3 separate regions of the Mus musculus genome follow, and all the other regions are linked to region 2. The links are chromatin loops, found by intact Hi-C in ENCODE. Cell type or tissue: left cerebral cortex. All regions are shown on one strand.

The links. Hi-C counts contacts between places; a loop is a spot of excess contacts. Peaks named below come from ENCODE experiments on the same cell type or tissue, not always from the same donor. Only the 100,000 strongest peaks of a DNase experiment are listed, where the experiment ranks them.
Region 1: it touches region 2 in a loop (3-fold over the local background); 12 of 42 quality-filtered maps call a loop at or near these places.
Region 3: it touches region 2 in a loop (2.6-fold over the local background); 7 of 42 quality-filtered maps call a loop at or near these places.

Annotation. Positions count from the first base shown.
Region 1 is chr11:78,952,233-78,960,232 of GRCm38, forward strand. It overlaps Nos2 (nitric oxide synthase 2, inducible), which reads left to right. Exons shown (of 27, transcript NM_010927.4): 22 at 571-778; 23 at 2,663-2,750; 24 at 3,108-3,229; 25 at 4,264-4,412; 26 at 5,178-5,372; 27 at 7,422-7,994. The coding sequence ends at 7,520. Among named protein-coding and RNA genes, the nearest start is that of Lgals9, 29 kb to the right of the region's middle. In left cerebral cortex, CTCF peaks have their summits at 4,229 (motif pointing left) and 7,831 (motif pointing right); DNase peaks (open chromatin) are centred at 4,234 and 7,836.
Region 2 is chr11:78,556,748-78,564,747 of GRCm38, forward strand. It overlaps the pseudogene D11Bhm181e and the pseudogene Gm22947. Among named protein-coding and RNA genes, the nearest start is that of Tmem97, 10 kb to the left of the region's middle. In left cerebral cortex, CTCF peaks have their summits at 727, 3,908 (motif pointing right) and 5,184 (motif pointing right); DNase peaks (open chromatin) are centred at 1,823, 3,900, 5,037, 6,740 and 1 more place; H3K27ac peaks cover 963 bases.
Region 3 is chr11:78,690,474-78,698,473 of GRCm38, forward strand. It overlaps Nlk (nemo like kinase), which reads right to left and starts at 6,952. Exons shown (of 11, transcript NM_008702.3): 1 at 5,336-6,952. The coding sequence starts at 5,793. In left cerebral cortex, no CTCF peak of the experiment used is centred here; DNase peaks (open chromatin) are centred at 598, 4,036, 4,691, 4,930 and 4 more places; H3K4me3 peaks cover 7,205 bases; H3K27ac peaks cover 2,584 bases.

The DNA.
Region 1 (8,000 bases), 400 kb after region 2:
CTATGTAGCAAGACCATGTCTCTACATCCTCCCCAAAGAAAGAGGACACTGAGCCCTGCCCATGAGTTGCTGATGTTGGGAGGCTTCTGTGTTTTGATTTTTGTCTTTGTTTTGTGGGTACTAGTGTTTTCCTTCAGACCTGCACACATGCCAGGCTCTACCACTGAGACAAACTCTCTCTTCTCTGACTTTTAATTCTGAGGCAGGGTCCCACTAAGTTATCCAAGCTAGCTCTCAATTCGGTCTCTAACCCCTGCTGGTCTTAAACTTGGAATTCTCCTGCGTCAGCCTTCTAACTAGTTGGGGTTGCAATCCTGCCCCACTGTCATCTTAATTCTATTCATAGTAGAGTTCTAGGCACAATTGAGAAATGCTACTAGCTGCCCCAGGTCCTTGCTTCCCGTCCACCGGAGTAGCCTCAGCACCCTGGATAGCGCCCGTCTTTTGCTGCGTTTGTTGAAGGAATGAATGGATACTGGGTGGGGCAGCTCCTACACGCACGCAGCTCCTACACGCACGCGCGCACGCACGGCAGGTCCTCCGATCCCTCACACTGCCCTTGCCTTTCAGCCCTCAGAGTACAATGACTGGAAGTTCAGCAACAACCCCACGTTCCTGGAGGTGCTTGAAGAGTTCCCTTCCTTGCATGTGCCCGCTGCCTTCCTGCTGTCGCAGCTCCCTATCTTGAAGCCCCGCTACTACTCCATCAGCTCCTCCCAGGACCACACCCCCTCGGAGGTTCACCTCACTGTGGCCGTGGTCACCTACCGCACCCGAGGTGAGACAGGCAGGCTCTGGTGTCATCTGCACCTGTCCTTCTAGGGACAGCTGTCCTCGATTGCTTTCTGTTGCTGTGACCAACACTGACTGCCACCACTTTAGGGCAAGATCCAATTTAGGGGTTTAACTTAAAGTTTACAACTGTCACCAAAGGAAGCCAAGGCAGGAACCACAGAGGAACGTTGCTTATTGGCTCCCTCTGGCTTGCTCAGCTGCCTTCCTTACCAGCTCAGCACCACCTGCCCAGGATCAGCACTGCTCACAGTGGGCGATGCTCTTCTCCATCATCAATTAGCAGTTAAGAACGCACCCCACAGACATGCCGATAGGCCTATCTGATGACAAGCCCTCAATTGAGGGTCCCTCTTCCCAGGTGTATCAAGTTGATGGCCGACACTGGTCACCACAACAGCTGTTCAATACCTTGGGGCTTTGTCAGCTACATGCTGCAGTGACAGCCACCTGCCAGAGTTGTCAGTGATATAAGATGCTGTGTAGGGCACAGTGTCACAAAGCAGGAGGGAAGCTCGCTCCTTTGTTTACCATTCAGACCTGTAGGAGATGGCTTCCATGTGTAATTTTACGAGGAAGGAAAAGAGTCATGGAGAGGTTAACCCACCTGTTCAGAGACACCTGTCATTAACTAGAGACACAAATTCAGGGAGTTTACCTGCTGAAGCTAAGAACTGGACCATTGTTACAGTCTCTGGCTGTTGAATAGGCTCAGACGTGAAAAGCCTTGAATGCGTAGGGAACTCAGTTACTTTTGGTCATCCTAATGATGCAGGTGGATGCAGGGAACATTTTCTCAATTTTTTTCATTCCCTCAGTGTTCCCATCCTGTGATGGCCGTGTCTCACCTCCATGCCAGGGGCCACACTGGGTGTGGAAACTGCAGACAGGCCCTGCCCTCACAGAGCAGCCAGAAAGTCAAAAAAGAGTTCAGGCATGGACATACTTGGACATATGTTTGTGTGGGTGCTCAGAGGCCCCCGGTATCACGAGGGAGGGAGTGGGGTGTGTGTGAAGCTGCCCTAGACTAGGAGGTCAAGTGTTCTAGGCTTGGTTCCTCCACTGGATGGACCTCCCTGTTCTAACCACTGTAACTGAGCTCTGTTTGAGCTGGAAGGGCTGGAAAGCGTCCACATCTCCGAGATCTCTCTCCTTGGCCAAGAGCGCAGTTTGTAAATACTGCACAGAGCCTGTGTCTGTCCATCCTCACTGACCATACCACACCATTGAATGAGAGAGGAGATGCGGGTGAGCCCTGACAAGGCTGGTTCATGCAGACCAGAACCAAACAACTATTCCAGTTGCTAAAGGCCTCCCTTATGTGTCAGGCCATGGGGAAGTGAATGTAACCCAGAGGACACTGGGGTACCCACAAGCCCAGGAAAAGGCTTCTGGGGAAGATGGAGATGCCAGAATAGACAGGGGGCGTGGAAGACCACCCCTCACCCAGAGTTCCTATTGGCAAAGGCCTCCTTCATGAGGACACTCAGCAATGGCCAGCCCTGGGGATCATTTCACACTGCGTGGGCAGAGCCTTAGTGGGGAAAGGATGTTGGGAGGGTCCCTAGACAAGCACTTGGGAGATGCTCTAGCGTAAGACTGAGGAACCTGAGCAGGAAGTTGAGTCCACCATGACTTTAGTCCCTTGCTCCGTTGCCTTCTGTGTGACTCAGTTTCTACAATGGCAAAGGCGCAGTTGCTCACCAGGCCCCTGACTGCCTTCCCTGATCTGTATAGACAGCTGGGAGAAGAGGTAACTCCTCATTCAGGAAGCAGCCACCCAACGGGGCTTGACACTGCAGGAAGAACACCCAGCCGGGTTGCACGAAGCCCACGGGGCTTGTTAGTCAGGCCTGTGTTTTCCTTGCAGATGGTCAGGGTCCCCTGCACCATGGTGTCTGCAGCACTTGGATCAGGAACCTGAAGCCCCAGGACCCAGTGCCCTGCTTTGTGCGAAGGTAAGCACCCACTCGGGGCCCTTTGGAGCCCCTAGCCCCTGGGGATTCTGCAATGCAAGGGAAGGGTCTAAGACTGAGTCTCCTCTCGGCCCATAAAGGTTTAGGGGGTAATTCTTTGTCTCCTCGTTTTGCCATCTGGTTACAAGGTGTCGTGGAGTCCATGACACAGATACAGTGATGCCTGTGGTGGGATCCAATGAGACTGGCCCAGTGTGGAGAGAGGCCGTTGCCTGGGCTGGGAAGATGAAGATGTGCACAGGTCCCCGCCAGGCGCTTAGGTCCCCAGCCCTATCCTGCATGTGCTCCTAGCCTGGGATATCTGCAGACCAGGGTCTTTCTCCTTCTGTCTTCCTGCAGTGTCAGTGGCTTCCAGCTCCCTGAGGACCCCTCCCAGCCTTGCATCCTCATTGGGCCTGGTACGGGCATTGCTCCCTTCCGAAGTTTCTGGCAGCAGCGGCTCCATGACTCCCAGCACAAAGGTACAGCTCTTACTCAATAGGGAGTGTGCCTGTCACTGTGACCGACCTGATCATTACACAGGCACATCAAATTACTACACCATATCCCATAATCAGGTACACAGATGTGGAGTGTTTGTGCTCTGCCCACTCCACGTCTCCATGTTTCCTTGTTAATTTTTAAGGTATCTAGAGGAGTGTGTATGTCCTGGTACGCATGTGGAGGTCAGAGGTCAACTTGTTTTACTTCTTCCAGGAATCAGATTCAGCTTGTCAGTCACGACGGCAAGCACCTCTCCCTGCTGAGCCATCTCATCAGCCCATTTTGCTGGGTTTTAAATGCTTGCCTCCTTGCTGGACCATCCATTAATAACACAGAGATTAATAAGCCTGTGTAGGGGTCCCCAGAGTGAAGGGGGAATGAGAGTAACAGACTTTAGATGAAGACATTTTCTTTTCATTGGAGAAATAGCTGGGAAGGATGGACAGCTCTGTCTGGAATCCTCCAGATGAGGCTTTTCTGGAAGAAACCCTTAGCAATGTTTGACCTTCAAGATGCCTGAGGCCTCTGCACCTATATTTGATGTAGCATCTGGGTCAGGGGAGATGATTTTCACAAAAGAAGGCCACGAGTTTCTGATATTCCACTAAAAGAATGTCCTTAGCATGTTACACACACACACACCTATACATATTTGAGACAAAGTCTTGCTATTGTAGCCCTGGATGAACTGAAAATTCCCTATACAGAGGAGGCTGTCCTCAAATTTGCAGGAAATCAATCCTCCTGCTTCTAATTCCCAAGAACTGGCTATAATAATATTTTAAAAGAAGAAGTAAGATTAAAATAGAATATGTCAAGTAAAAGAAATAGCAATGTGTAGACATAATCAGAACTGATACTTTTTTTTCCTGAACCATGTTTTTTAAGAGTGCCACCATTAGCTATAAAATGGGAATAATGCCAGATCAGAAACCTACCCATTGGGTACCTGGTGCTCACAGGTTGCCCTCTGGTGGCCGTTGTGGTAACTGCAACCTTCTGGATCTTCAAGGGCTCAAAGGAGGCCGCATGAGCTTGGTGTTTGGGTGCCGGCACCCGGAGGAGGACCACCTCTATCAGGAAGAAATGCAGGAGATGGTCCGCAAGAGAGTGCTGTTCCAGGTGCACACAGGCTACTCCCGGCTGCCCGGCAAACCCAAGGTAAGTGCAGCCACCCAGCAAGCTGGCAGAGCACGCATGATGGCCCCTGCCCAGGCTATACAGCCCTTCCACTCCAAGCCTGCAGTGAAGACAGTTGCACAGTGGCAGGGAGAGATGAAGAGCACGATGACAACATCAAGCTCACTGTAGTTTAATCTCCACAGTGCAAACACCTGCAGGTGCCCAGCATCTCTGGGACGCAGGGCTGGGCCGGGCTGGCTTTACACTTAGTTCAGTAAGACTGGAAGGTGGAGCTGATTCCCCCCAGGGCCCTCAGGTTGGCACTCTGCTCCAGGGGCATGAACAGTGCCTACACACTTTCCATTCAGGACCATGTGAACATTCCCTGAAGACCCCATTTGCATCCTAAAGCTGGACCACTGGTCATCTTAGATGAAAAACAAAAACAAACAGACTCCTGACTGACTGCAGGACCTTCTTTATAAATGGAAAGCCTAGGAGCCTATACCTGAGCTACAAATCAGAGCTGGGGCTAATACATACTGGGAAGCCCCCTCTTTCCGGGGTGTAGACAGGCAGATCTCACAGCCCTGGGCAGAGCTATAAACTTGATGTCTCTAAAGTATGGTGACCTGAGGGAAGCTTTACGGGTTCCATTGGCCAGGAGGACAGGATACTTGTCTATCCTGAGCTGAGGTCCTGACTGAAGCCCTCAATGGCCCTCTTCCCCTCCCCATGGCCAGTGTGCCTGACCACAGTGACACCAGCATCCAGGGCTGGTCCCACCGTGTCCTCTGCTTTTAGGTCTACGTTCAGGACATCCTGCAAAAGCAGCTGGCCAATGAGGTACTCAGCGTGCTCCACGGGGAGCAGGGCCACCTCTACATTTGCGGAGATGTGCGCATGGCTCGGGATGTGGCTACCACATTGAAGAAGCTGGTGGCCACCAAGCTGAACTTGAGCGAGGAGCAGGTGGAAGACTATTTCTTCCAGCTCAAGGTATGGGAGCTGGGGTGGGACCCTCCAGAGGGGAGTAGACCAAGGTCACAAGCCTTTGGAACTAGGACCAGGGATGCAGAACTGGGGTGGGGGAGGTGTGTGCCCTGAGATCCTCGGCACCACTGCAGAAACCTGGGGCCGGCTGGGCTCCTCAAGCCTGGTCTTTCCATGCCATAGTGGTTGCCAGCTAGCTGAGAAATCAGGCCAGTGTGTTCCATTTCTCTATATCTGGGATGAAAGCAGCAGTCTCTGCTCCCCACACTCCTGCCTAAATGCCCATTGAGCATAACAGGGCTGTGGACTGTCCCCTACTGCCTATGGGGGACAGACACTTATTTACAATAGGTTGCTGGCTAGGTGCCCTCATTTCTCACAGGAAGGACTCTTGGTAGCAGGGTCTGCCTTGTGCCAGGTGCTCACCAATGATTGCCCCGTGGTGACCTTTCCTTCTGCCCTTCCAAGGGCTTTATGACGGAAGAATGACTGTTCCATCATTTTGCAGATGGAAGGGGCCCTGGTGCCCTAACAGCGAATGTGAGAGCCCAGACACATGGCCCCTCTCTCCTTTTCCCTCTCTCTGTCTCTCTGGTTCCTAAACCTGCCTTTAAGGCTCGAAGTTATGCTCCCCATTTATATTAAACATCTACTATGTGTTAGAGGTAAGAAGCAGTCAACAAAACAGGTGAAAATGTTGTCAATATCACGATAGATCACAGAGCACACCTGTATCGCCAGCACTGGGGAGGTGGAGGCCCAGGGGTCAAGAGTTCAGATTGTCCCTGGGTTTCATAGTCAGTCCAAGGCTGGACTGGGCTATATGAGATCCTATTTCGAAAGTACAAAAGCAAAAGACCTACCTAAACGTAGCTTACATTCTGGCAGAGTTGATCAAATCAAGCACATAGGGTGCGCACTGCTTTGGGTAAGACGCAGAACAGCAGCTCAGAGCTGGGGTGTTTGTGGTTTAATGAGGTTTGGGGAAGGGGTCCCCGGGAGGTGACATTTGAGAAAAATACCTGAAGAAGGAAGAAGCTTTGTGCACACTGGAGACAGAGGTCCAGACTATTCTGTGGGGCAGCAACATGTTCAAAGGTCCTGGGGTGTGGACTATTCTGAAACCTGTGATGACCAGCAAGGGTATCATGGGTACTTCCCAAAATGTGTTCAGAGCTTGCCAGATGTGTTCATGGATGTTAGACATCATTAACAATGGGCTGTAAGGGCAGAGGCAGTGCACACCTGTTAGTCCTAAGGCTTTGGGGAAGCTGAGGCAGGAGAGTTGTAAGTTCAAGTCAGTATGGGCTACCTTAGGCTGCAAGAATGCAGAGGACATACCTGTAACATCAGCTCCAGGGGATCTGATCCCTCATATACAGGTACATGTATACACACACACACACACACACACACACTTGAAAATAAAACTGTAGCCAGACATGGAGGCATGTGCACACCTTTAACTCTAGCACTCAGAGGCAGGAAATAAAATCCTTTCTTTTTTATTTATTTTAATTTAAAAAGAGAAAATTAGTTCCAGGGGTATAGCTTAGGCCTTGCCTAGCCTGGTATATAAAAGGCCCCAGGTTTGATTTCTAGTACCAAGGGAAAAAAAGATTCCAAGGCCAGACATTTGGTACACACGTGCGCACCCACAAAGAGCAACAGGTGTCTGCTGTAAGATTTCTCTCGGAGCCCTCAGCCTGCTGCTGATTTCAAGGCCTGAAGAATGGGAGGCACACACTGCCTGCCCTGCACATCCTGATCTCAAAGCTCACATCCGATGTGGGATGAGCACTAGACAGGTAGTGGGACCGACATCCATCCATGAAGTCTGGGAAGAGGCTGAGGTGGGCCACACATGGGCAGAGGAGAAACCAAGCATGGGTGTAATGGCAGCAATCCAGACAAGGGGGTAGACACAGGGCTAGCGAGCGCCTGTGTCACCAGGAAGCTGTGGCAGCCCTAGGGTTTTGTCCAAGCCTAAACATGATAACTGAGAGGTGGCTGGGCCAGCAGGGTGACACTGTCACCTTTGTTTCCCCCTCACAGAGCCAGAAACGTTATCATGAAGATATCTTCGGTGCAGTCTTTTCCTATGGGGCAAAAAAGGGCAGCGCCTTGGAGGAGCCCAAAGCCACGAGGCTCTGACAGCCCAGAGTTCCAGCTTCTGGCACTGAGTAAAGATAATGGTGAGGGGCTTGGGGAGACAGCGAAATGCAATCCCCCCCAAGCCCCTCATGTCATTCCCCCCTCCTCCACCCTACCAAGTAGTATTGTACTATTGTGGACTACTAAATCTCTCTCCTCTCCTCCCTCCCCTCTCTCCCTTTCCTCCCTTCTTCTCCACTCCCCAGCTCCCTCCTTCTCCTTCTCCTCCTTTGCCTCTCACTCTTCCTTGGAGCTGAGAGCAGAGAAAAACTCAACCTCCTGACTGAAGCACTTTGGGTGACCACCAGGAGGCACCATGCCGCCGCTCTAATACTTAGCTGCACTATGTACAGATATTTATACTTCATATTTAAGAAAACAGATACTTTTGTCTACTCCCAATGATGGCTTGGGCCTTTCCTGTATAATTCCTTGATGAAAAATATTTATATAAAATACATTTTATTTTAATCACCCTGA
Region 2 (8,000 bases):
ACTCATGAGACACAGAGGCAGGAGGACAAGGGATTCATTTGGCTACATGGCAGGTTCAAGACCCCTCTCAATTACATGCAACTCTCCCTTTAAAAAGGGGGACAGTGGGGCTGGTGAGATGGCTCAGTGGTTAAGAGCGCTGACTGCTCTTCCAAAGGTGCTGAGTTCAGATCCCAGCAACCACATGGTGGCTCACAGCCATTCGTAACGAAATCTGATGCCATCCTCTGGAGTGTCTGAAGACAGCTACAGTGTACTTACATATAATAAATAAATTAATTTAAAAAGGGGGGCAGTGGGATCTATTTGTGAGACAAACACCATTAGCCCCTCAGTACTCCTGATGGTGGCAAGGGAATTCTGGCATTGTAAGTGCCCTCGGTGCAAGGGTAAGGGGAAGCTCTGGCCAGGTTGGCTGCTTTGCTCATTGACAGCATTTGCACAGAAGTCCCCTTTGCTCACCACTTAACCCACACCACCCTTCTTACCACACCCAGCCTGCCTACGACACCCTTCGTGTTTTAAGGCTTAGTTGATGGTCACCTTTGTTTTGCCTCTCTTTGATGGCACTGCCTCGTGACTGCCTGTGATACTCTGGCCCCAAGAGCTTGTCCTTTTCCACATTGTACATGTCCCTGGGGATATTTTCACTGGACCTTAGGTTCCTTAAAACCAGGCTGTGTGAAGGGCAAAGTCCCTCCTCTGCCACATGCAGACTGTCCCCTAGCGTCACCGAGAAGGAATGCAGGTGTGAGGTGAGATTTGACTTCCAGTGCTTTAGGAAACGGTGAGATCTGAACACTCCTGTGACTCACGGACAGACAGATTCATACTTCAGAGTGAAACCACCAGGCGGGCACTCACCAATACCAAGGGACTGCCATCAAAGCAATGCTAGGATCCTGCCAGTGTTGGAGATTCAGCTCCAGGGAGGCAGGGAGACTTAGAACCGAACCGTCTTTGGAGCTGCAGGGTTTTGCCAGGATTGTGGGCCTGGTCTGCCTTGTCAAAGAACCAGTGTTATGTGGGCAGATGGGCAGAGCACGGGCTCTGCAGGGGCTAATTATGAATGACACCACCAGTCTTTTCTCAGCTCTCCTGAGTTAGGTTTTGAAAGTTGTGTTAGCCAGGGCCTGGTGGTGTGTACTTTTAATCCCAGTTCTAGTAGCCCCAGTCCTGGGGAGGCAGATGAGGCCTCTGACTGCCAAACAAGAGCTCCATTGTCTAAGGCAACTTTCTTTTTCCTTTCCGCTGGGTCCCACTGTGTAGCTCTGGCTGCCCTGGAACTCAGTATGTAGAGACCCGCTGTTTGAACTCATAGGGGTCCTGCTGCCTTCTGAGTACTTGGATTAAAGATGTGTTTTAACACGCCCAGTTTCCAGCATTAGACATTTTCTTTCTTTTTGGGGTGTGTGTGTGTGGGGGGGGGGAGTTTGAGACAGGGTTTCTCAGTGTAGCCCTGGCTGTCCTGGAACTTACTCTGTAGACCAGATTGACCTTGAACTCCGAGAGACCCATCTGCCTCTGCCTCTGCCCCTGCCTCCCTGGTGCTGGGATTTGAAGTGTGTGCTCCCACAACCTTGCTAGGCATTTTCAAGGTACGTGCATTTCAAGTATGGTGGTGGAGGTAAACTTAGGAGCCTATTCCTTTACAGTCAATCTGCCCTATTTCCTCCCTGCTTCAAGGCCCCCTTTTTATAGCTCACTGGTTCTAATTTGTGCTTTGTGGAGTGTATTTGTGTGTGTGCATTCACACCTACCAGGAGTCACTATTATAGAAACCTGGCTTTCATTCTCCCAGAAGCCACCAGCTGACAATGACTCCTCAGTGAGGGATGGGGCCTCAAGTCACTTCCCACTCCATGCTTGGTATTGACTGACTTCATCATGTACAGGAACTACAGCTGCTGTGAGTTCAAGAGTGCAGAAGTCTTGTCATAACCAGAAGATAGATTCTCTCTGGTCCACCCCAACCTCTGGCTTTTACAATATTTCAGCCACCAGTCCTCAAGATAACTGAGCTTAAAGGTGATATGGGTGGGGAGGGAAGAATAATGGAGAGGGAAGTTTCATTGGGGAGGGAAATGGGAGGGTAGTGCAGAGGAGGTGATTGGGAGAGAGATAACTAGCACTAAGGATGTTTGAAAAAGACACATGGAAGCCTACTATTTTATAAACTTTTTGTTTGTTTGTTTGTTTCGAGACAGGGTTTCTCTGTATAGCCCTGGCTGTCTGGGAACTCACTCTGTAGACCAGGCTGGCCTCGAACTCAGAAATCCACCTGCCTCTGCCTCCCAAGTGCTGGGACTAAAGGCGTGCGCCACAACTGCCCGGTATAAACTTATTTTTTTAAGGATTTATTTATTTATTATATGTAAGTACACTGTAGCTGTCTTCAGACACCCCAGAAGAGGGCATCAGATCTCATTATGGATGATTGTGAGCCACCATGTGGTTGCTGGGATTTGAACTCAGGACCTTCGGAAGAGCAGTCAGTGTTCTTAACTGCTGAGCCATCTCTCCAGCCCATAAGCTTCTTAATTAGATAAGCATATATATTAGACATGGCATGGTGCCATATGCTTTTAATCCCACCACTTGGGAGGCAAAGGCGGGCAGACCTCTGTGAGAGCAACCTGGTCTACTTAGTGAATTTCAGGCTAGCCAGAGCTACAAAGTAAGACTCTGTCTCAAAACAAACAAACAAACAACAAAGCAAAACAACAATATCACATCATCATGAAAGAGTTTAATTGGAGTTTACACAGGGGATAAGAAGCCATAGGTTACCAAATAAAAAGTCCATTGCCAGGTTTGGGATGCTTTCCCTTGAGGTATACCTTCAGGGGTGTCCTGAGACCACCCCCAAACAATATAGGCTATTCCCACTGTTCTTGGTAGCCTATCAGAACTTGATGGTAAGACTATTGCTGAAGACACCACACACTTTGGCCATAGATATGGAGAAATCAAGCTGTTACTGACCAGGATGCTAGTCCTCACTGGCTAGCTGTTATATTACCAGGTGATAGGAAGGCTGCAAAGGGAGTGAAGGTGGGTCGTCATTAACATTCTCACCCAGCCCTGAGCCCTGTGAGCTACAATAATGACCAGTGTGGCAAGATACGTCAACGATACAAGAGTGTCATGCATGCCCGGGGTCACCAGCCACTTTCTGATTAGATTTAAGGCCTGCTCTACAGGAAAAAGCACATGCTGGTTACTGTAAATTTATCCAAGAAATATGGTTGGTGAGCTCAGGGGCCCTAATGGTGAATCTAGTTCTATTGTTCTGCTAAATAGACACAGCATCACACTGCCTTCTGATTGTATCTCAGTGCGGCTCTCAGACCTCATCAGAGAGCATGTCAGTGGACATGGAGATTCTCAGGACTCTGCATGAACCACCACACCCAGCTTTTATATATTCATTTTGTGTGTGTGTGGGGGGGGGGGCGTCGTCAATGCTTTCTTCCACTCTGTGGATCCCAGGGCTCCAACTCAGATTGTCAGGCTGGGTGGTGGGCATTGTCACCCACCTAGCCACACCACTGTCCCCATTAACTTCTGTAAACATGCAGACTATAAGCAGGCTTTGCTGGACAGCCTCTATCTAAGCTACTCTTCTGCCCTGTGTGAATGCAGGCACAGAGCAGCTAGTGAGTAAATATGGTCAAGTTCTCATTAAGCTTGATCAAAACAGTGGTCAACTTCACCTATGGTAGCCATGTGCTCTTCAGGGACAAACCCAAGTGGCCACGAGGTTAAGAAAAAAGAGAGCACAGAGGTGTCACATCCTAGTTCTAAGGCTTCACCTGGAATTGGCAACACAGCACATAATAGCATCTAGTCCCATTCCCTCGGTTTATTTAGATACTTGCCCACACTTTGCCACTAGGGGGCATGGAAGTCCAGACTAGCTACATGGTAGCAGCCCACAAGCTCCTGGTATGGGAGGTTTCCCATGCAGAAATCGAGGTGACTCTCACTGTGTCTGAATTTGCTAGAGTCTTAGAAAAAGGTGTGCAGAATGAATGACGTTAATAAATTACTCCCCAACTAGTAGCAAATAATGTGGCAAAGACTATCAATAGATGCCACTGTATGTCATTTGCTGAAGAGTAAGATGTGATCTCAAATTCTTTTCTTTATGTGGGTTTGGTACCCACATCTGTAATCCTAATCTTGGGAGGTAGAGGCAGGAAGTTCACCAGTTCAAAGACAGATTCCATTGCACAGCCAAGTTTAAGTCCAGCCTGGACATGTGAGCCACTGCTTCAGAAAAGCCAAAACAAACTCTCCACAGGTTAGTTACTACAGGGCTCTGGTAGAGTGGAGATCTCTGGTAATCAATGCAATGCTGATCACATAATCATACCATTTATCCCCCCAAAATAAGACAAGCTGTTTGTGCCTCCCGATGGGATGGGATAGGAGCAGACCACTCATATTACCTTATAAAAGATCATCACAGGCGCACACGTGTACACACACACACACACACACACACACACGAAGAAAGATGTGGGATTTATTACTGAACATGAGGTTTGGACAGGCCAGTGAGGCCTTCAGGAGTGGAGGAACTGCCACTTATCTAGGGGACCACAATGGGGAATTTATTTCATTCCACAGCCATCAGCTACTGTATCTTTAAATTCACCTGCATTAAACACGAGGAAGCTCCACGTCTTTGAGATCTGGGTCTTCTAGTGGTCAAGGAACTTGAACTTGGCTACATGCAGGACTTCGACCACAAGTTCACTCTCCTGTAGTTTGCTGTGGATATACATGATGCGTTGGCCACTGTGCCCTGGGGCCTCCCAAAAGCACCCCACATACCCGTGGAGCCTAGCCTGGGGAAAACACTGAGATCAGACATGAATAGCCACCAGAAAATTGTCTCCCAGGTCTCTTAGGGTAACCCATGTAGGGAACAGGCTGTGCACATCCCCAAGGAGGCTGCTATTTGTGGCCACATAAGGCTGAGAGTTTCTCCAAATGTTTAACAGGTACCTAAATCTGAGGAAACAAACTGATTACATAAATCTTCTCCCATGACAGCTGGCTCTGCCTGCTCTCCTGCCTCCTCCTTTCTCCCCCTTCTTCTTTTTAAAAAAGATTTGTTTATTCATTTATGTATGTATGGGTATTTTGTCTGCATACATGTCTGCACACCAGAAGGTGGCACTGGATTCCATTGGACTAGTTACAGATGGTTGTAGCTGCCATCTGGGTGCTGGGGACTAAATTAAGGACTTCTCCAAAAGAGCAGCCAGTACCCTTAACGGCTGAGCCTTCATCTCTCCAGCCCTACTCTCTACCTTTTCTACCAGCATTAAAAAGAAAACCAATATAAGGAAAACACCCCTGATCCTGAATGGGAGGAAATACCACATAGTAAAATCTGGAGGATAACTGGAGAATCTGAATAGAGAAGGTACTCAGGTGACATATCATTTGTTAAATTTCTTAACATCTTGGGCTAACACAGGCTGGAGAGAGAGCTCACCAGGCTAAGTGTCTGCATGCAACCCCGATGATCTAGTTCAATTCCTGGAAGCCATTCTTCCCACCAGATGGGAAAGACAGGAAAAATAGCTCAGGAATAGGAGCCAGGTGTGATAGTGCACACCTCGAATCGCAGCACTCAGGAGGGCCAAACTGGTCTACATAGTGAAATCCTGCCTCAGACAACTAAAAAAGAAGTAAGGGTGAGGTTGGAGAGACAGTTCAGTGGTTAAGAGCCCAGACTGCTCTTGCAGAGGACCTGGCTTATGGACCTGGCTCATGCATGCATACAAAACACCCATCACATTTAAAGGCTGGGAAGAGGGCTAGAGAGGGGGTTAGATGCTTGAGTTCTTGCCTAACACCTGGGAAGCCCTGAATGTAATCCTTAACACTGTGTGTGTGAGAGAGAGAGGTGGGGTGGGGGAAATGTCCGTGTTCAGACTAACTGCCACCAGCTCAGTCTCCTGTGTCAGCTTCCCAAGCAGAATGACAGGTGCCACCCCGACTCATCCAAGTCTCCTTATATGGACTGTAAATCTTTACTCCTCCTTTTCTTCACTAAAGATTTTGTTTTGTGTTTTGGGGACAAGGTCTTCTAGCCCACCCTGGTCCTGAACTCATACTATAGCTTATTTCACTTAGGGTGAAGTCTGGTTCAGCCACTTCATCACCTAACAGATTTTTTTTTTCCACTTTAAGCGTGAATAATACTCCTTTATATGGATATACTGTAGCTTATTCCTGGAGGGACCTGTGGGTTTCTACCTTTCTGTCACTGTAGGTAATGTTATGAACACTGGAGTGCACATATTAGAGTCACTGTTTTCTTTTTAAAAAGGATTTATCAGTTTTCACTATGTGTAGTGTAGGTGTGTGTGTGTGTGTTGGGGGGTGGAAGTATGTGTCCGTGTGCAGGTACCCTGGGAGGTTAGAAGTGTTGGATCCCTTTTGAGCTGGGTTACTGGTAGTGTGAGTTGACTGATGTGGGTGCTGAGAATTGAACTCAGGTCCCCTGTGAGAGCAGCAGTAGTTCTTAAGCAGAGCCACCTCTCTAGCCTTAATTCTTACAATGATGAAGCCAGAGATAAGCCCCGTGCTTACTCAGTTTCTGGAGGAACCAACCAACATACTGCTTCTCAAACTCCGCACCATTTACATTCCCATCAGCCATGCCCTGGGCTTCCAACTTCTCCATATCCTTGCCAACATTGGTGCAACATTTTTTTCAACATGTTTTAATCTTTTACTTTAAATATATATTGCTAGAACTTTGAGGCTACAGATTCAGGCTATTTATAATTATGGAAAATGTATACCAGATAAACTGTAAAATCTTCAGTGGCCAAGCAGGCAATCAAAACAGATTTTCCTTCTGTTGGAGAAAGTCAAACTTCATTTTATGTTCACACACACACACCCCCCACACATACACACACAAAATCACTTCTCAGACTTTAAGATAGATTTAAGTAGTGCTTCTGTAGGATCTTCTGTCTTTAGGGCTGTGTCATAGTTGAAATGCTGATTTAAGCACAGGGGTGCATGACTATAAGCCCAGGACTTGGGAAGTGGAGGAGGAGGAGGAGCAGCAGCAGCAGCAGCAGCACAAGGCTGCCTGGGATATGTGAGGCTCTATTACAAAAAGATAAATAAGTGCAGAGGAGAAGGTGCTGGAGGAACATCTCAGCTGGTAAGAGCACTGGTACTCCGGGTTTGGATCCCAGCCTCAATATGGTAGCTCACAGACAGTCATCTGCAATTTCACTTTCAAGGGCATCTAATGCCCTCTTCTGATCTCCATGGGAGAACCAGACCCACGTGGTGCACAAGCATATATGCAGAACACTCGCATACATAAAATAAATCTATCTTTAAAATAAGATAAAATAAGGACCAGCGAGATGGCTCAATGGGTAAAGGCATGTGACACTGAATGTGACATCAGAACATGATGTCCAGGACTCACACAGTAGAGGGAGGGAACAGATTCCTGCAGGTGCTCCTCTGACCTCCACCTGTGTGCATACACATTAAAACTAGTAAAAAAAAAATGCTGTCATAGGTCAGGTGTGGTGGCACATGCCTCTAATTCCAGCATTTGAGAGACAGAGGCAGGTGGTGTGGGTTTGAGGTCAGCCTGGCCTACATTGAGCTCCAGTCTAGCCAGGGCTACATAATAAGACCCAGTCTCAAAATACTCAAAAGATCAATGTGCTGCTTGCTGTAACTTATCCTACCCTCCCATCAGCCATTATACCATTATACTGTCCTATGCAGTTTGTTTTCACCACTTTCCTTGTTTTCCGCGCGCCTCCCCCCCCCGCCCCCCCCCAGTGTTTCTCTGTGTAGCTCTGATTGTCTTGGAACTTGCTCTGTAGATCATGCTGGCCTTGAACTAAAGCGATCTGCCGGCCTCTGCTTCACAGGTACTGGGATTAAAGGTGTAGGCCACCACCCCTGGCTTGCTTCCAGTTCTTGTCTACATT
Region 3 (8,000 bases), 130 kb after region 2:
ATAATCTTCAGAGTTGAAATCTAAAATCATTTTGAATGTTACAGGCTACACGCTCTCAATCACCAAGAAACAGGTACAGTAATATTAGACGGTGCAACTTTTCTCCTCTAACTTTTCTTTATGACCATGAACCTGTAGTTTCTAAAGGTACATTTATTTGTAGTTGAAATCAACAATATAAATTTCCACACTGCTAGTTTCACACAGATGCTCTGTTATATCTAGAAAAGCAACCATTTCCTTTTTATGGTGCAGGCTCTGCTTCTTCAAAGCTCTTTGCACAAAGCAGACCCCCTCCCCCACCCCACCCCCAGAACCCAGCAGTGCCTGTTAATCTTGACTGATAGTAAAGAAACACTACAGACTCTTAACCTGGAAAAGCTACTAACAAAATACACTTTTAGTATACTACTCTTACTGGTGTAACTCAATCCAGGATCTTCCCCAACCATCCGAAAGCGTTCCCCATTTTCCAACACCTAATTTCTTATTTACAGAGTAAGAGGACCACAGAAAACACACTCTAATTTTCACAAGATGAACAAGTTAGACATCTCTGCCACGCATGAAAGTTTACACTGAATAATTTCTCATCCACTCACAGACACTTCCCCCGCCTCACAGAGATCATCTTTAGCAGTTTACTTTTCCTTTAAACACAAGTGAATTTCCACTCAAGCACCTTAGACAGTGATGGCAACCTTCACTTATGCCTCCCAGTCGGTTAATCCACAATAGTTTCTATGACAGCGCAGATGATGAGTGGAACACTGGCTATACTATACCCAAAGTAGCTGTTTTGTTGTTGTTTTAATTGAGAGAACAGAAGAGTAGCTTCCCCTCAGCTCTGAAATTTAACCTTCATTATCTCCTTGGCACAAATTCAATTGAGGAGGTGACTCTATGGTATTTAAAGTCATGCCTCCTAAAATAATTTGAATGTTGATTTTATACGGTAAATCTGACAACACAGGAAGATTCTTCCTGCACATTAACAAAAGCATTTTGTTCTTTTTTTTTTTTTAAACCAGCAGTAACTACAATAGCATCCACTGAGGACTTACTGTATACTAGTTATATTAGTTTATAAGGATCACTTCATTTAACCCCAGTACCAATTCTGAGATCAGAGCTAAGATCCCCATTTCACAGATGAGGGACTGAAAGAGAAAATTATCAAGATCACAAAGCTCAGTGATAAGTCACTAAGTATCACAACAGAGATGTTGAAGTTTTGAAATACAGATAAAAGTAACTTGCTAAGGGTATTAAAGCAAAAACATTCAAAGCTTTGCAACTTTATTTGAAGTACAAAGACAACAGACTGGATGCATCTACGGATCTTTGATCTTTTAATTAATCAGACAAGTAAAAAGCTAAAACATTAATTTTATAAAGTGGAGGCCTTTCCTGGACTCACTTTATCAAGGCAGCATGTAGCATTAATCCAATCTATATTTTATGTTGAGAGTGTCAAAAACTGACTGGGCTTAGAAGTCCTCAAACTCTTCTCATGCTGTCAGCTTACTCCAATTCTTTAAACTATATACTTCATAAGACCCTGAAGCACTTTGTTCCAAAGTTGCCACATTTTTAAAGCACAGTATTTTTCTCTAGCAAAGGTGAACTATGGACAAAAGGATACATTTATATTATCTTCACCAAAAGATAGAAATATTGTTTGTACTTTGTTTTTGCATTACGAAATGTCCATATGGGCACAAATGCAAAATACAAAGTCCCAACATCTGATAATGCAGGTCAAATTATATATGATGTTTTAAGAACCAATGAGCAACATCGATCATTCACAATGAATACATTTCAGGCTACCCCTGCTCACATTACCAGGTAAGCAAGAACTCTTACTTTGAGATAAAACACAGCAGACAGTTGTTAATGAAACCTTAATTGAACTGTCAAAGCACCATCTTTACCAGCAAGCTAATGGGAAACTCACGATTTTACACAACTGTCCAAGACTGGTAAATTATTCTACTAGTAAAATTCAGCAGAAAGGTAAATCGAGTTAGGTACTAAGTTGTTCGGTGATAAATCTGAATGGTAAAATACTGCATCATTTCTATGAATATTTCTCCCTGGCTGCATTGAAGACTAGTCACCCTCAAAATTATATTCACGTTTTGGCCATTAGTTAGTACCCCAAGGTGCATGTCCATGAAAAGGAAGGGAGTAGATACAATTCCTTATATAAACTATGCCCAAAAAATACTCCCAAAATAACTGACTGAATCTAAGTGAATATGATGCCCAGATAACTACATATAGTTTTGATTTAAATGATGTATCACTAGAAGGATTTGCTTAATCTTTTTTTTTAGTTTAGTTTGTTTGTTTGGTTTTTGTTTTTTTGAGAAAGGGTTTCTCTGTGTAGCCCCAGCTGTCCTCGAACTCAGAAATCCACCTGCCTCTGCCTCCCAAGTGCTGGATTAAAGGCGTGTGCCACCACTGCCTGGCCTGTTTAATCGTTCTAAAAAATAATTGTTTCACACATAAAAAGAACTTTCTAAATTAAAAAGAAAAACTATGTTTTATTAGGTTAAATGGTAAACAACGTCACCTGGAATTTCAGCACACTACTGGCAATTCATTCTGGTGTGGTTATCAAATCTCTAGTTTTAGCAAACTTAGGTCACAAGGCAGTTAAATTCCAAAGAAGCAATTCAGACATCAAGTCATCAATATGTAAATATAAAAATAGAAAAGCATTTGCATACTAAAAACACACCTGGTACTCCTCTCCCTTTTCAAACTAAATTGTATTTCACCTAAAACAGCTGATAAAAACCATTCCTGCCTGATTGTGAAATGAAATCGTATCAAAAAGAAAAAATTGGAAGACACTGCAAGATGGCAGCCATCCGAAAACCAAGGAAAGAAGCTCAGAAGGACTCAAGCCCACCGACACCTAGATCTTGGATTTCTATTCTCGAGAACTGAGAGAAATATATGCCTATGTTTACGCCAAAACAAAGCAGAACATCAAAAAAGCAGTAAGATGCCATAGCACTGTCCTAGGTACTGGAGGAAAAAAAAAAAAGTTCTTCTAGACCAGTGGTTCTCAACCTGTGGGTGGAGCCTCCCTAGAGGATTGAAAGACCCTTTCACAGTATCACCTAAGACCACCGGTAAACACAGATATTTACATTATGATTCATAATAGTAGCAAAATTACAGTTTCGAAGTAGCATCGATGGTAACTTTATGGTTGGGGGTCACCACAACCTGAGGAACTGTGTTAAAGGGCTGCAGCTTTAGGAAGGTTGAGGACACTGTCCTCTTCTAAACATGGTGCTACATCTCTACATTCCCAGCACTCAGAGGCAAGCTCGAGGCCCAGTGAGCTACATAGTTGAGCTCCAGGCCAAACAGAAACAGTTATATATTGATTGAGACTTTGTCTCGAAAAGTTACAAAACAAGTACTTTGTTATACAGGTCGTACCCTCAAGGAACTTACAGTGTATTCAGTAAATATGAAACAATTGAAGATGGTCAAAGTTACTGGTTCAAGGGGCTGTCTGCAAATTTCTAGAAAGGATTCCCACCAAGCACTGGTGGATTTTTCAGATACAAGCGATTCCTAATGTCCACTGCCAGGAGGTCTGACAGATGAGATGCTAGAGCACTCCCTTTTCATTTTTTCTACTCTTGCCATAAAACTGACGTTAAAACTTCTGCAAGTCACATGGCCTTTTGACAGAAAGGTAGTGAACTCGAGAATGCTAAAAAAAAAAAAAAAAAAAAAAAAAAGCTCCCTTTCTGTATCCCTTAAGTTTTCAGCATTGGACACAACCCCATCTTAAAAAAAAAAAAAAATCCAGATACTCAAAGTTTGTGAAACAATGACAAGAGTTAAAGCAGGAAACCAGTTTTCTCCTGCTCTCCTCCCATCCCCGCCTAGTTGGGAAACCCTCAAGGGTTAGGCAAGGAGTGGAAGTGCCTAGTGAATTCCCTGGGGAAGGTGCTCTGGAAGAGAAGAGGAAGGCAGGAATAGTCAGGTCCCCGAACAGTCACTTAGAAGAACCCATTATGGCTACACTCTTCCCCACCAGCAATCCCACAGTCCCTGGAGAAGAAGGAAGGCAGCAATAACCTCCTTGCAGGCTGGCTGAGAAAAACTGAACTCTACGTTGTTGGGTTTTTTGTTGTTCTGTTTTCGTTTTAAGGAGAATTAAGAATCAGCTCACTTAGGTGCCAAGACTTTAACTTCTGGAATCAGATAGCTAGCTATTACACAAATAATATCTAGCTGAATTTTAGCCTTCAAAACAAAGAAAGGAATTTATTTATAGGCAAATTTTAAAGATTTCTTTTTTGTGATGGGGACTTCCCTGGACATTAAGAATCTATGTTTACATACACTGAAAATCTGAAATCATCTCTCCACCCTGGAATTGTTAATCCTTGGGAGGAAAAACTAAGAAAAAGAAAAGCTCAGCTCATTCTATATAGGATAGAAGTAAATGCACTATAAGCTACCAATCTTCCTATGGAGGGCAAGTTGACAAAGACGTTGCATTTAACAAATCTTTAGACGTTTAAACATATCTGACCATTAACAAAAGTCAAGCAGCTTCATTTGTTAAAAGTACACTTCCCACCATAGCAGCTGGCCAATAGTCAGCAACACATTACATGGAATGTGGGCCACTGCGTAGCTCCAGTCTACTAACCTCATTTGTGCTACTCATGTGTGATGCTATATTTAATGCATTCTTATCAGAAGGCTAAGCTACAGACTTCCCAACTTAAGCTTTATGGTTTAAAATAAAACTACTCAAGTGATGATTTTTAATGGGTTTAACAATGAAACCTACCTTTCTTCCCAGGGCCAAGATCACAAAACAAGGTATGAAAAGATATAGTGGGCAGGAAAGTTGACTGCATTAAATATATTCTGCTGAGGACTAGTATAAAGCAATCAAGCTGGGGGTCAGCTGTTGACACCTGCTGTAATTGAGCAGCCAATCCAAACTACCACACTTGAGATGGCCAAGGTCTTTGTAGGAGGTATTTCACACATTTACCTGCTGATCTTACACTCAGTAGCTCTCTGAGTGAGGTTCTTGGAAGGCAAGTTCATCAGTCTGCAAACTTGTGTCACTCTGGAGAAAATGCTCCACTACCATTTGACATGACTCAAAAAGCACGGGCCTAGAGTGCCAGTGCACTAGGCCTCATCGTCATCCAGGAGGATGGCTCCCTCAAGTTGAGTGGAAAAGCTCGCTCTACTTTGGTCAAGATGGGAGTAAAACCAATGAAGCATGGCTTGCCCCGTAAGAACCATGTGGAGTTGTGGTTTTGATACTCACCAGACAACGCCAAAGGCTCCATATCCAATTGGTCTATCCGGCTCAATGTCCAGCTGCTGTTGCGGATGATGCGAGTGCTGATGATGGTGCGCCTTAACTGTAGCAGCTGCAGCAGCCTGTACCTGAGCTGGGGCTGCTGCGGCTGGCCCAGGAGCCTGACCCGGTGCCGGGGATGGGAAATATGGCTGTTGTTGCCCAGGGTTTAACATGGCTGCGGCTGCAGCTGCTGCGGCGGCTGCCGCAGCTGCCGAAGACGTATGCTGCTGGACTGGGTGTACGGCAGCAGCCGACCCCGGATGAAGGTGGTGTTGAGGGTGGTGGTGGTGGTGAAGGTGAGGAGGAGGAAGGTGTGGAAGGTGGTGATGATGGTGGTGGTGGTGACCTGCTGCAGCTGCAGATGTACCGCCATTGTAAGCCGCCATCATTTTTGCGTTGGCTCTTGTGCCACAAAGAGACATTCAAAAAAATGCCCTTTGATTGGAAAGCAAACTGGGTCAAGCTGTCATTTGGCCATTTAAAAAAATGAAGAAAAACCACTCACTCCACCTCAAAAAACATAGAGCGGAACTGGCTTTATGTCTTCATCGGTCAATCCAGACAAGTTTGACAATCTTGGGTGTTCGATTTGGGGGTGAGAGTGTGTGGAAGGGTATGGGTTGTCAAAATAAAAGTTAAGAACATAAAATAAGAAGAAAAAAAAAAGGAAAAGAAAAAGGGAAAAGGGCCCCTTCCCCCCAGGATTCCTGCCACAAGTGGATACTAAAACTCCATTCTTAATGGGGGGGAGGTTCCAACTTTGAATGTGGGAATAAAGGCCAAACCTCCCGACCCCCTGAACTCCGCACACGAAAAGGATCTGGTAACACGCCACCCTTGGAATCTTGTAAGAGGGTTGACTCATCTACCCCTTCCATTCCCACATCCTTTTCTAAACACCTCCCACCTCCTCAAAAACACAATTAAAAAAAAATTCCAACCACTCTAAATCAAAAAAGATGAGGGGAAATTATCAGGGAAACCAGCTTCCAGCTTCCCTCCCCTCGAACTCTCAGGCCTTCCTACATCGCCCCCTACTCCGAGTCTGGTTGACCTGATTGGGGGGACTGAGGAGATGTACCAAACTTTCCTAGGCAGAATGAGCCAGGGAAGGAGGCTGGAGGAAGAGAGTGAGGCGAAGAGGCGACAGGCAGGACAGAAGAGGAGAGAGAAAACCCCGGCAAAAGTGAAGGGAAGAAGGTGCAGGGAGGGAATGAAAGAGCGGTGGGCAGTACTCGGACGCCCAGACACAGGGAACCGCCCCGGAGGAGGTTAGGGTCCCGGGGCCAAAGAATAGGAGCCCCGGGAAGCGGGCGGGGGACGGTCGGAAGCAGGCTGACTCCTGCCCCCGCCGCCGCCGGCTTGTGCTGAGGAGGGTTGGGGGGGAGAGCGGGTGGGTCCCCCGCGCGACGGCCCCTGCAGGGCTCAAGGCTGCTCCGTCTCCCCCCCTCCCCCCCACCCGGCTTCCGTGCCCACGGTCGCTTTCTCCACAGCCGCCGTGACCGCTTTCTCTTCAGCCGCCGCCTTCTCAGCCGCCGGTGCCGCCGCGGCCGGACTCACCTCCCCTAGCAAAGCCGGATAGAGCGGAGCCAGCGGCGGACACGCGCAACCAGCCGCCGAGGCCCCGCCCCCGCCTCACACTGACCGGCTGCCCTAGCCAATCCACGCCCACCTGTCCGCGTCCGCCTCCAATCCCTGGCCGGAAGCTTCAGACAGGCGCACTGGTCGACCAGTGGCAACCAGGTGTGGGTCTCCTGGGGAAATCCCGCCCCCGGTTCAGGATGGGCAGACAGACAGACCAATAAAAAGGCAAATCTTGGCCTGACCGACAAGACTGAAAGCCAATTAAAAATCAAAAATCTCCGTGACTTTTTTTTTTTTTCTTTCGCCTCTCTCCTCTTTTCTTTTTCTTCTTTTATTTTTTTTTTATTTTTTTATTTTTGGAAAGAGCAGGAAGCTGCGTGCTAATCCCGCCTGCAAGAGCTAGAAGAGAGGGGCGGAATGAGGAAAAAAACCAATCACGAGCCAGGAACAAAGAACAGAGAAACCAATCCTTGGGTTGAAGACTAAGTGGGATGGAACTGAGTACAAATAGATATATAATTGGACAAATGGGGGAAAAAAGATTGACATAGGTCCCGCCTTTCGTATGTCCCATTGGATAGCATTGTGGAGAATTTGCTGTCATATCGGAGACGACATCTTCAGGAGGCGGGGCTAAGAGAGAGGTGTGGTTTTGATGTGGGCGGGACTTAGGCGGAGAAGGCGGAGTCTAAATTATCACTGGTCCATTGATAGGAGCCATCTACAACTCTTTCTAAGGTACAAGATATGGGAAAAAATAGAAGGAGCAAAAAGGCATGTTAAGCTTCAAAAACTCAAGGTTTCGTAATACGAAACAAAGTAGACTCATCAGTTAAGCTTGATTTTGACCAAAAAGAGGCTTTATTTTCAGTATACCAAGACTGCAAAATTTATACAAATTAAAAACCAGGGGAAAAAAAAAACACGTTAAAGCCCCTAAACAGTAATAATCTCCCAAAGTTTTCTGGTCAAGTAAGTTCCATTCATTGAAATTTTACTAGAAGAACATCATTCTTTGATATTACTTTGCTTAACCTAAATTTAT